Linked DNA regions of Homo sapiens: region 1 is linked to region 2. The links are chromatin loops, found by intact Hi-C in ENCODE. Cell type or tissue: natural killer cell. All regions are shown on one strand. Links, peaks and the distances in the headings refer to the core of each region. The heading gives the core; the rest is flanking DNA.

What was found. Peaks named below come from ENCODE experiments on the same cell type or tissue, not always from the same donor. Only the 100,000 strongest peaks of a DNase experiment are listed, where the experiment ranks them.
Region 1: a loop joins it to region 2, with 2.8 times the contacts of the local background. A loop is called at or near these places in 1 of 110 quality-filtered maps.

The regions. Positions count from the first base shown.
Region 1 is chr4:101,289,385-101,295,304 of GRCh38, reverse strand. All of the region lies in intron 1 of PPP3CA (protein phosphatase 3 catalytic subunit alpha), which reads left to right. Among named protein-coding and RNA genes, the nearest start is that of MIR1255A, 38 kb to the left of the region's middle. In natural killer cell, for the core only: no CTCF peak of the experiment used is centred there; no DNase peak of the experiment used is centred there.
Region 2 is chr4:101,414,733-101,420,652 of GRCh38, reverse strand. No RefSeq gene overlaps it. Among named protein-coding and RNA genes, the nearest start is that of PPP3CA-DT, 70 kb to the right of the region's middle. In natural killer cell, for the core only: no CTCF peak of the experiment used is centred there; a DNase peak (open chromatin) is centred at 2,432.

The DNA.
Region 1 (5,920 bases), core at 764-4,763, 130 kb after region 2:
ACGGAGTCTCGCTCTGTCACCCAGGCCGGACTGCGGACTGCAGTGGCGCAATCTCGGCTCACTGCAAGCTCCGCTTCCCGGGTTCACGCCATTCTCCTGCCTCAGCCTCCCGAGTAGCTGGGACTACAGGCGCCCGCCACCGCGCCCGGCTAATTTTTTGTATTTTTAGTAGAGACGGGGTTTCACCTTGTTAGCCAGGATGGTCTCGATCTCCTGACCTCATGATCCACCCGCCTCGGCCTCCCAAAGTGCTGGGATTACAGGCGTGAGCCACCGCGCCCGGCCCGAGTGAATATACTTTCACACCAAGTATACCAGTAGCCCTTTTTCTTAAGTAATTGCCTATTGATCCCATAGCTTTACCTTGTGTATAAACATTAATGGACATTTTGTATTTTGGGACCCATGACTATTTAAATTATTTTAATTTTTTTTTTTTAGTGGTTTCTGGTGCAGGAAGCGGGTGGGTTTCGCAATGTCTGTAGTTATTTTTCATCGCTACAACTAGCAAGAGAGTGCTGGTATCTAGTGAGTAAAAGCCAGAGATGCTGCCAAACATCCTACAATGCATAGAACTCCCCCCACAACACAGAATTATCAAGCCCAAAGTGTAAATAATGCTGAGGTTGAAACCCTGCCCCAGATGGAAGGAACCTTATTTTTCTCCTCTTTGCCATATATAATGTATTTTTTATGATTAAAATTCATAAAGCATACTCTTAGAATATACTAATATTAGAGACAAATATAGGCCTTAATATAAATGATTAAATTAGGTACATGTAAGGCATGAAATTATAGCATCTACTTGATATGTGGTTATAAAATTATAATACTGAAATACCCCAAGGCAAACAAATAAATAGAGATTTGGTAAAACTTAATGTGTGTCATAGAGTTACATATTGCTGGACTGGAAGGAGCCTAATTTGATGGTTCCTAATTGGGTTGATGTGTTGATGAGCATCAGTGCTTCAGAATTATTTGATGAGATACCTAGTTCAAAGATGAATGCTTGGAGTCCCACGTTAGTACTGGATTATGAAGGCACAAGGTCCAAGAAGTACTTTTTATAAGCTCACTCATTTTCTGTAACTGCAAATATAAGTGATTCTTATTATATAAGTGATTCTTATGACCTCAGCCACCATCTCCATTCCACTTCTTCTGAGATTTACTGTTCTATCTGTATTACATGAAGGCTTGATGATGTTGACATTCCTCAGTTACTATTGTTAGTGAACTAAAAAAGCGGATCATTGTTTCTTCCTTATTGCTTTGTTAAGATTGCCTTTTAAATGTGAAAATATTGGTTTTCCTATCTCGGTACATTCATTCTCCTTACATAATGCCTCCTGGCTGTCTTCTGCCAGGCCCGTTCCTAGTGTCTGATGATACGGATATTGTCTCTGCCCTCATGGAGCAAAAGAGAGATAGAGAAAAAAAATAAGCAAACAATAAAGCAAAGCTGTAGGAGTCTTAAAAAATGGAGCAGAACATTCAGCTACAAGTGGCCTAGCAATCACATGGTTCAGCTGAGACCTAAGGAGTTGAAGTGACTTGCCCAAGTTCACCTAATTACATGGCTGTGGTGGAGGTGAAGGGAGGGCGTGGGCCTCTGGATGTCTCTTCTCTCATTCCACACTAGAAGACATGCAGGTGGGGAACAGGAGCATCTTCTACATGTGGAAAAATGTGAGGGACTGGCCCATGTGTGTTATAGGACAAGTTGATACCACCGTCAAGCCTAGTGGAGGTAAGGGAAGTTGTGGGCCATTCCAAAGACATGTGTTCACTCCACCCTTCACACTCTTATTGGAATAGGTAAACATCAAAGAGAAAGTGACCAATATTTCTTCCTTTCTTACAAGGACACAGCCATGGCTGGGCTGGTTGGTATTCCTTTAAAGTCTGAAGAATCAAGAGTTCCTGAGCGTGTCTTATTCCCTGTCCTGGCCACTAGGCAGTCAGTGGCTGCCCAAATTGTGTTATGGAAAAGTGAAGCATGGGAAGACAGAAAAGGGGGGATAATATTATTACCTGTGATTGAGCAAGCAGGTAAAGGAGGAGAAAACGAAGGGTAGGAGGATTCAAATGGGGAAAAGGGCATGTTTTCCATGCTGCTTTCCCTTTCCTGCTGTGAACTTCAGAATGCACTTGCCCATTGACCACATTGTGAGTGTGGGTTATGATTCTAGGCCAGCTTCCCAGACCTTACTTCACCAGTCATGCATTCTCTGACCGTAACACTAAGAGTACAATGGTACCAAAATTTTAATGTAACATTTTGAAATAGTAGGTGAGATTTGGATAGGATGGTTAGCAAGTTGGTTTATCAAACTTAGCCTGTAAATGACCACACAGGTTTGGAAATAGAAAATAATTTACATTATGTGATATAGTACATAAGATTGTCATGTGGAAAAACAATACAAACTAGATTGAATATTCACCATATGAGAAAAACACTTTCTTCCCTTTTGAATCACATTAGCTTTTAAGAATCTTCAAAACTTTTCAGGAACATGCTATATCCACCCAACCCCTTGTTTTTTGGTTAATTGTTGTTTGCCCTATCCTAAGGACCAAAAGCTATACTTACTTCCATTTAGTTTGTCAGTCTTTTAAATTTATTTTTCTAAATTGAGAAGAGCCTGATTAAGGAGTTCTGTGGCAATAGAAAATCTCTCTTCAATTCATTGCCAAAGCATAGAGGCTTCTGTATATAGTATTTAAAAGTAGAGCTCTAAAGTAATTATTTCCTTGGATCCTAAGAGGACTCGTGTTAGTGAAAGCAAAGTGGGACTTATTTCGACCCACAAAGAAGAGCTGATTTAGAGGCCATGTGGTGATGCCATGGGAGAGGCGCATGTACTGCTGGTTTAGGACGAGCTCTTCTGATAAGCTCTCAGCTGTTACAACAGATAAGAGAAAATTGATAGTTTCAGAAAGCAATGAAAGTCAACTAGGACTACAGATAAACAGCATCTATGATTCTTTTCAAATGTTTGAGTACAAAACACCCATATTTTAATTTAATAAACAATTACTGGAGACTTACTATGTATAATATGCTAGAAATGTTAGAAGCTCTAAAAGAATGATAGGACAGAGTTCTGCCCTTAAAGACTTTAGAACTTTTTAGGGAAGAGTCAGGTCCCACTATAGGGGCCGTGTGTGTGTGTGTGTGTGTGTGTGTGTGTGTGTGTGTGTGTGTGTGTGTTCATGGGCTCAGTGCAGCCTCGAACTCCCCGGGCTCAGGTGATCCTCCCACTTCAGTCTCTCGAATAGCTGAGACTACAGGAGTACACCACCATGCCTGGTTAATTTTTTATTTTTGTAAAGATAGGGTTTCGTCACATTGCCCAGGCTAGTCTCAAACCCGTGGGCTCAAGGGATCTGCCCACCTCGGCCTCCTAAAGTGTTAGGATTACAGGTGTGAGCCACTGTGACTGGCCCATGTGTGTTATAGGACAAGTTGATACCACTGTCAAGCCTAGTGGAGGTAAGGGAAGTTGTGGGCCATTCCAAAGACATTTGTTTACTCCACCATTCACACACTCATTGTCTCCTGCATATCACTCTGTCCAAGTAATCAGCCTGTGTTTGCTATTACAGATATTCATTCAAGTATTTTCCTTCCTTTTTGAAATGTCCTGGAGAACAAGGATGTTGCGTTATTAATCTTATTCTCAGTGTTTGTCAGTGTCTGCTAAACATTTGTTAGAGTTAATGATTGAGTGAATAATGCAGGGATTAATTCGTGAATGCTTTGTGAAAGCAATGGAGATATGGATGTGGACTGGTAGAGTGGAGGACCTTCCTCTAATTGAGGCTTGGAGTGGAGGGCAGAGGAAGTACTCCAGAGCTGGAACAAGGACATAGTGATGAGCATACCATGTGTTGGGAAGGCAATCCTCAGATTACATAATAAATTAGAATGCATGCCAATACAGACTCCTTAGGTTGCAAGTCATAGGAAACCTAGCTCAGAGTGGATTAAACAACATCACACAGCAACTCTTGACTTTTTTCAAATGAAGAATTGGCCCCAAAGATTACTCCTATTAGTGAAAGCAAAGCAGGAAATTATTTTGACCCACATAGAAGAACTAATTTAGTTGATTTAGAGGTTCTAATTACGCTAAGTAACTGAATAACTGAATAGCCTAGTTAAGGGGCAAAACATCAGGTACAGTTTGCAGCAGACAATCAAATAATGTAAACAATCCTGGTTATTTTGCTCTCTTAGGTTCTGCTTTTCCTACATTGTGCTTTCCTACTTACGATGGCTTCGTTCTTATGGTAGCAAAATGGTTATAGTAGCTCCAAGCCTTGCCTGTTCACACCAAAATACAGTGGAGCTTGCTAGCTCCAATGTCTCTTGCGTCTGAATGACTCTGATTTTATTTGCATGCCTCAAAACCAATCACTGTATCCAGGGAGTTGGGTTATGTCAGTCTGGCCCCATGCCATGAGGTGGTATTCATTGATTGCCTCCAAGCCCTGTTGTTGGTGCTGGAGATGATGTTTAAGTTGCAACCACATACCTGTACCCTTATTCTGGCACTCCCTGTGTTCCTTCTTTGTTTTATTTTTCTCAATAGCATTAACTGCCTTCTAACATACTATTTGACTCTTGTACTGGGTTGTCTGTCTCTCCTTGTTGGAATGTAAGCTTCACGAGGGTGTATGCATTTTTGCCTGTTTTGATCGCTGCTCCATCCGCTGTCCAGCATATGTAGGGACTCTAAATATTTGTTTACATGAATGAAAAAGAAACAAGATTCTGACTTTCTTAGGCTTACATTCTCATGTATTTATATTATTTAAGCAAGGAAATATTTATATTAATTAAGCAAGAAAATACCAGTTACTGATAAGTGTTGTTAAAAATAAAACATGGTGATGGGAAAGCAAATGTGAAGGGTGGTTTAATGTGGATGGCAATTCCACCTCAGTTGTTGGGCCATTAACAGGAGCGGAATGGGTGACCAAAGGAAATTCCTGGGACTGCACCAGATAAAGTCAAACTGGAGATAGAGGTAACAGAAATGATCTTTCTTATAGAATGCATCTTATGACTTAATCAAACTAGAAACAGTTATATCCTTTAGAGAAATTACTATTTTCAAGATTTTTGCTAGCTGCTTCTTGGCAAGTTTTGTAAACTTTTGTTGACTTTTAACTTTATGTCACTCATCTCTTAAAACTGTAGATCACTTTTGTCTTGCTAGGTACAATGTTGGTGTCACACAGTCTTCATTACATGCATGTGGGTGGCACATTTCTGATGTCAGGCTAGCTTCCTTCCTAACACTTCCTTGCACCATTCTAGCAGCATGATCTTAGGGCATGTAAGCCCATTTTAATGTTAGTCTTAAACATCTGACACACACACACACACACACACACACACACACACACACACACATACACGGACATTTTGGGATTATAGTGATATTGTTAAATTGAATATATAACTGGAATCAAGTGACATTTGAATGAGACAGATTCACAGAAGTCATAGGCTCATATTTGAGGGTAGGGAGAAATTTAATGTAAAATGAAAGGTAAGTTTAAAAACAACCTCACATATATGCATATATTATGTATAAAAAAATCTATGAAAATGTATACACTAAATTATATATGTTTATACATAAGAGACTGGATTTACAATCTTTGACTCATTAACTCACCTGATAATTAATCATGAAATGATTAAATTCAGAAAGGGAGTTTTATTACATGAAGTTGCTCATTGCAGGTTTCACTGCAAAATGAGGAAGGCAACTGGAAACATCTGAAGTGTCCAAAAAGAGAATAGCGGAAATCATAATAGTCTACCTCAAATGAGGGTGATTGTATGCTAAGCCCATTCTATAAGAAGGCAGGTAGAAATAAATAAGCAAGTGGA
Region 2 (5,920 bases), core at 769-4,768:
TAACAATAGTTCAAATTAACAGCTTTTCAACTTTAGGATGGTGAAAAAGCTATATGCATTCACTAGAAACCTTACTTCAAATTTTGAATTTTGATCTTTTCCTGGACTAGCAATATATCCTAAGATACTCTCACAATACTGGACAGCAATAGAGAGCCACAGTTCCCTGTCAGTCACAGGATTAGGAGGGTAAACAACTGATACTCTTCAGCGTACTGTGTTGCCAGATGATTTTGCCCAACTGCAGGCTAATATAAGTGTTTAGAGCATGTTTAAGGTAGGCTGAGCTATGAGGTAGGCGAGCTGTGATATTTTTCGGTTAGATGTATTAAATGCACCTTCAACTTAAAGATATTTTCAACATACAATGGGTTTATTGGGAGGTTAATTCCATTGTAAGTCAAGGAGCATCTGTATATTATTCCACTGGCCCATTTCTGACTCAGGTGTTAAAAAGTAGAAATCTAAATTGGCATGTGGAGAAAACACATGTACAAATAATTGTTGCCAATTAAATTAGTTGGTTAAATGAATTAGAAGAGGTTTCTCACTCACTTGCTGAAACAGAGGATTTTGTTCAAAATGTGTATGAGGATCCCACATCCTGAGATCAATTGGAAGTAGTGATGCCTGTGTTAACTAGAAGAGAATTCAAGAGTAAGTGGTTTGTTAATTCTTGAAGAGAAACCAAATGGCAGCCCCCCGCAAGCCTTAGAAACAAAAGTCAAAGGAAGCTACAAAGCAGAACAAACAAAGAAACTTTAGGGAGGTGGTGCCCAAAATCAGAGACGCCTTCATTCCCCTTTGATAATCAGTGTATAATGTGGCCACCAGTGGAGACCTAATACTACCAAATATACTGGCATTTACAATTACTTATTCAAGATAATAGTCCTTTATATACTCTGTCCTTCTCAGCATTAGATTCTCCTAATTACCAGTTGGCCATTTAGAGAGCTGGTCTTTCAAAAAAGGCACAATTGCACGTTGTTTTTTAGCTCAGCACTCTTCCTGACAGAATTATTGAGGAAGCATTATGCAAATCTATTGTTTACCAAAGCCATAAAACCATCTGGTCCTAGAGGTTCATTTTTTGTAGCTGACTTCTGGAAACCAGCGTGGGTTTAACTTCCTCTGTCCTTCCTATTCTAGCTGCCAAGCCACTGTTGACAAAACACAGGTGTTTTAAGTTACTCATTTTTGACTGGGCTTTTTATCGAGACCCTTGTTTTACTTAACTTTGTTCTAGTTTCTGTAAGATCACTTTATCTTCAGGATTTCCATGACTCAGTCAGTTTCTATACTTTCATATAGGCTTCATTTGAAAACCTTCTGAGTATTTCCAAATGTAGTCAAATACAAAGCGCGTTTGTAGGAAGCCATAAAAATGACCTGGGTAATATAACCAGGGGACATGGCCATAACATTCAGATGGCAGCATCTAGGTTTCCAAAATCAGCTCATGCTCCTACTTATACATCCATACATTTTGAATAACAGTTACCAGGAAATCTAAGATTTTGTTGCTGTTGAGTAGGTTGAATAAGTGAATTTAATTTTCAAGATCACTACATAAAATTATGCTCTTTAATTTTCTTTAATATGTGATTTTTGGATACTTCTTTTAACATATCACTGTTCTTTAATATATCACTATTATTCCAAATCACAGCAAATTCTGCCCTTACTTAGGGTGTGGAATTATATTTCCGCCAACAGAATTTCTCCAATATGATCTCCAGAAGGTGAAGTATATCATAGCTATCATAGCATAGAAGCTGAATGATGTCACTTTTAGGCACTAAATACCCTAATGGAGGGCAGCTGTCAGTTTCCAGCAGTTGGGGATGCCCTCTAATCTTCATACAATCTATATAACCATGAGCAGGAAGCAAAGGGAAGTTGTTTCAGTGATGTACACAAGTAAAGAGGTACATGCTACAATATTTTCTATGACATAAAATGTTACCAACACCTAAGGGCTTTTAAGACCATTGTAAACAATGTCAGATTCACTGCATTGTCCAAGTACTAGTAGAATAGATTGAACTTTCTGTGTGTCTGGATAGTTGCAAGTTAGACCAGAGAAGGAATTCTGGTGGCTTTTTGAGATAACAAAGACAGACAATTTTTAATATAGCATTAATACCCGTTATTTGATTATGATCTTTTTCACGAGTCCCCCTGTTTTACCATTTTGGCTAAATGAGCTCAGTTATTTGAAATCCCTAATGCCTAGTATTTTCTTAAATTGTATAACCTGTGTTATATACTAAGCTTATTATGAGTTGCTGACTTAAAAAGGGAGTAGGAGAGCAATACAAAGATGTGAACTTTGGTTAAAGTCAGAATCTTAGGAGTTGCCATTAGCTAAAAAAAGAAATAGTGGGAGGAGGATGTGGCTCTTTGCTCAAAGACTTATAGCGCTTTTCTGGCAGCCACATCCTGCCTGTGGCTAGGTCAACCCAAGTACCACATCTTACTGTTTTCTTGAATGATAAAACATTGTCTACAATTGAAGGGGCCTCTCTTTGCAATAAATCAATCTGATTACGAAAGGTTAATAAACATTTAGGGCTATAGGAAACTTGGGGCTTTGAGCTTTGCAAACATCATATATATGTGAAAATGTATGTAGCCAAGATATTTATTGATAATTTAAAAATATGTCATTATAGAAGACAACTTGGAAAAATACATAAATGTGGAAAGAAGAAATTTAAAGCTACCTCCTCTGATGTATTGAGAATAGCATTTATTTCTGCTAGTACATATGTATGTGCGAATGTATATATATGCACATATAGGAATGGTTTTGATTTTACAAATATGTATGTACTCATGTATTTACAAATGGAAAAATATTATCTGTAATTCACATATGATCATACTAAATATACATAATTGTTTTTCTTTTTATTTGCTTAATATTATAAGCATTTTTCCATGTTAAGTGTTCCTTGAAACACTGACTGCCTGTGTAATATTTTATTACATCAATGATTCTCAAACATTAGCATGTATCAAAATTAAGTGAATACTCTTATTCTACCAAATCGTCTTTGCTCCTCAGTATATTTCTATGTTATAAGTTGTTAGTCAAACTAAAGTCTTATTTCAGTTTACATTTCTTTCATTACTGATGGCAGCAGCCACCCATCTAGAGTGGCTCCCGCTATGACACTGGCTGCTGAGGCACTCCAGGGATCCTGCAGGAGTCAGGAATAGGAAGAAACCCCTCCCCGTTCCAAGTTGGAGGGATGGGATCCCTGCCCTCCCAGGCACACCTGCACCTGCAGGTGGCTACAGACCTGGGCATCTCGGCATTCTCGTGGGCCAGGAAGCCCCCCCTGCTCCCACAGGATCGGATGTGCCTGCTCCTGCTGACTGGCGTCTCCCCTCTCCTGGTGCCTGCTCTAGTTTCACAGCAAAGTTGTGGCCAGACCCAGGCGCTGTCATGTGCCCACTCCAATTTCAGAGAAAAGTTGTGGCCCAGCCCAGATGCTGTCATGAGCCAGCCAGGTATGTGAGTGCTGATACACCAGCTCCCTGCTGCCTCACCTCCCTCTGGACTTAGGGTGCCAAGGAGCACAGGAGGGAGGCCAGGGTGGGGCTAAGGGCAGCTCAGCATGGGCCCTGCAGGCACCCCTTAGCACAAACAGCCTGGACATGGTAGAGGGCATGTTAATGGTGGCAGGAGGCAGATAGGCTTCTGGGCAGATACAAGTGGGTCCCTGGTGAAACCCCACCTTCAGGACAGGGATGGCCTGAGGCCTGGGGTCCAGGCTGCCAGTTCAGCAGACCAGAGCCAGAAATTATGGTGCTTTTTCTGGGCCCACCCATAGCTGCCCATGGACCAATCAGCATGCACTTCCTTCCCTCTGAAGCCCATAAAAGTCCTGGACTCAGCCAGATTCAGGCAGATGAGAGGCTACCTGCCTGTGGAGAGAAGCTATGCACTGTGGGTCTCCTCTCTAATGAGAGCTGAATACTCATTGGGATGACTTGCCTGCAGAGAGGGTGTGCCTACCATGGGTCTCCTCTGAGCTATTCTATCACTCAATAAAGCACCTCTTGGCTTTGCTCTCCCACCACTTATTCACATACCTCATTATTCCTGGACGCAGGACAAGAACTCAGGACTCGCTGAATGGTGGGGATGAAAGAGCCATAACACAAACAGGGCTGAAACACACTCCTTGCTCACCAAGTTGCGGGTAACAAGGAGGAAGACAGAAGGAGAGAAGAGCTGCAGCCCTTCAGGGAGCCCAGACCTAGGAGCTCCCCAAGCCAGGGCTGTGACCTTCTTTGGGGCTCTGCAGTTCCTGGTGTCTCCAAGCTTCCAGGTGCCACTGCATTTCCTGGTGCCAGCCGTGGAAGCTACTTGCCATATATCTGGTCCAGCCACAGCCTTGCAGGGAACAAGCACCCGTGCCAGTGCCTGGAGCTGCCTGCCCCACCACAGCCGGCATGCCTGGTTGTGTGCAGTGGCCAGACCCCACCCTCGCTCACTCATACACCCCTTGCTTGGCTTGCCCTTGGCAGGTGTGGGATCCAGGCCAGTGGCACAAGCCAAATGCAGCCTGCCAAGCTTGGTGGGCAGAATGAGCCCAGCAGGCCAGAGCAAAACTCGAGCAAAGGCTCCACCAGCCACAGAGGTTTCTGGCCAGAAAAATGACACCGCAAGAATCCTGTGACATTACCAGTGAAGTGAAATAGTTTATCACATTTTAAATATCTGTTTGAAAGAATGATGAGCAAAATTCTATGGCTATTTTCTTCAAGCTGTAGGGGGCTTAAGATTTTTCTTACCTGTGTCTAGGAAGCCTTTATATTTTCAGGAGATGAGCCTTTTTTTTGGTCATATTTGCTATAAAATTTTTCTTACTTGATTGCTCTTTACTCATTTGCTGTTTTTAATAGTAATAGTTTTGTTCTTTTCAATTTTTATGTAGCTAAGTCACTTTTTTCTTTGTGATTTATTTTGTTTCTTGGAAAATAGGTGTTTTAGTCCATTTTCACACTGCTATAAAGAACTCTCCAAGATGGGGCAATTTATAAAGGAAAGAGATTTAACTGACACATAGTTCCACATGGCTGAGTAGGCCTCAGAAAACTTCCAGTCATGGCAGAAGGTGAAGGGGAAGCAAGGTGTGTCTTACATGGTGGCAGGAGAGAGAGAGAGAGAGAGAGAGAGAGCAAGCAAGAGAGCGAGCGAAGAAGGAAGTGCCACACTTTTAAATCACCTATCATGAGAACAGCATCGGGAAAACCACCCCAATGACCCAATCACCTCCCACCAGGTCCCTCTCTCAACAAGTGCGGATTACAATTAGAGATGAGATTTGGGTGGGAGCACAGAGCCAAACCATATCAATAGGAGACCTAAAACAAATGAAATTTTTTTTGAATTCTCATTTTTATGATTTTTATGCTTGGCATTTGCTAAACACTGAGGAATTTCTTGCCTTACCCTTCCCTACTTCCTTCCTTCCTTCCTTCCTTCCCTCCTTCCTCCCTCCCTCCTTCCCTCCCTGCTTTCCTTCTTCCCTCCCTCCCTTCCTTCCTTCCTTTCTTCCTTCCTTTTTTCTCTCTTTCTTTTTTTGTTTATATTTCATACAAGGTGAATTGAGTCCCAAATAGTTAATTACCCAACATCATTTATATTGAATAATCATTCCTTTTCCTATTGAAATGTGATGCATTGTCACATTTAAGTTAATTTGCATGCTGGAAAATTAGTTCTTAGTTGTTATTTGAAGGGAGTGTGAACTGATATCAGATATTGTTTTTAGTAAAGCACAACAGGAAATACACGCATGACAAATAATGAGAAAACCAAAAATCAAGCCATGGTAGAGCAATATCATCTCAATTTCAATATGTGTCTTGGCTTCCACTTAGGGTTCTAACCAGTTGT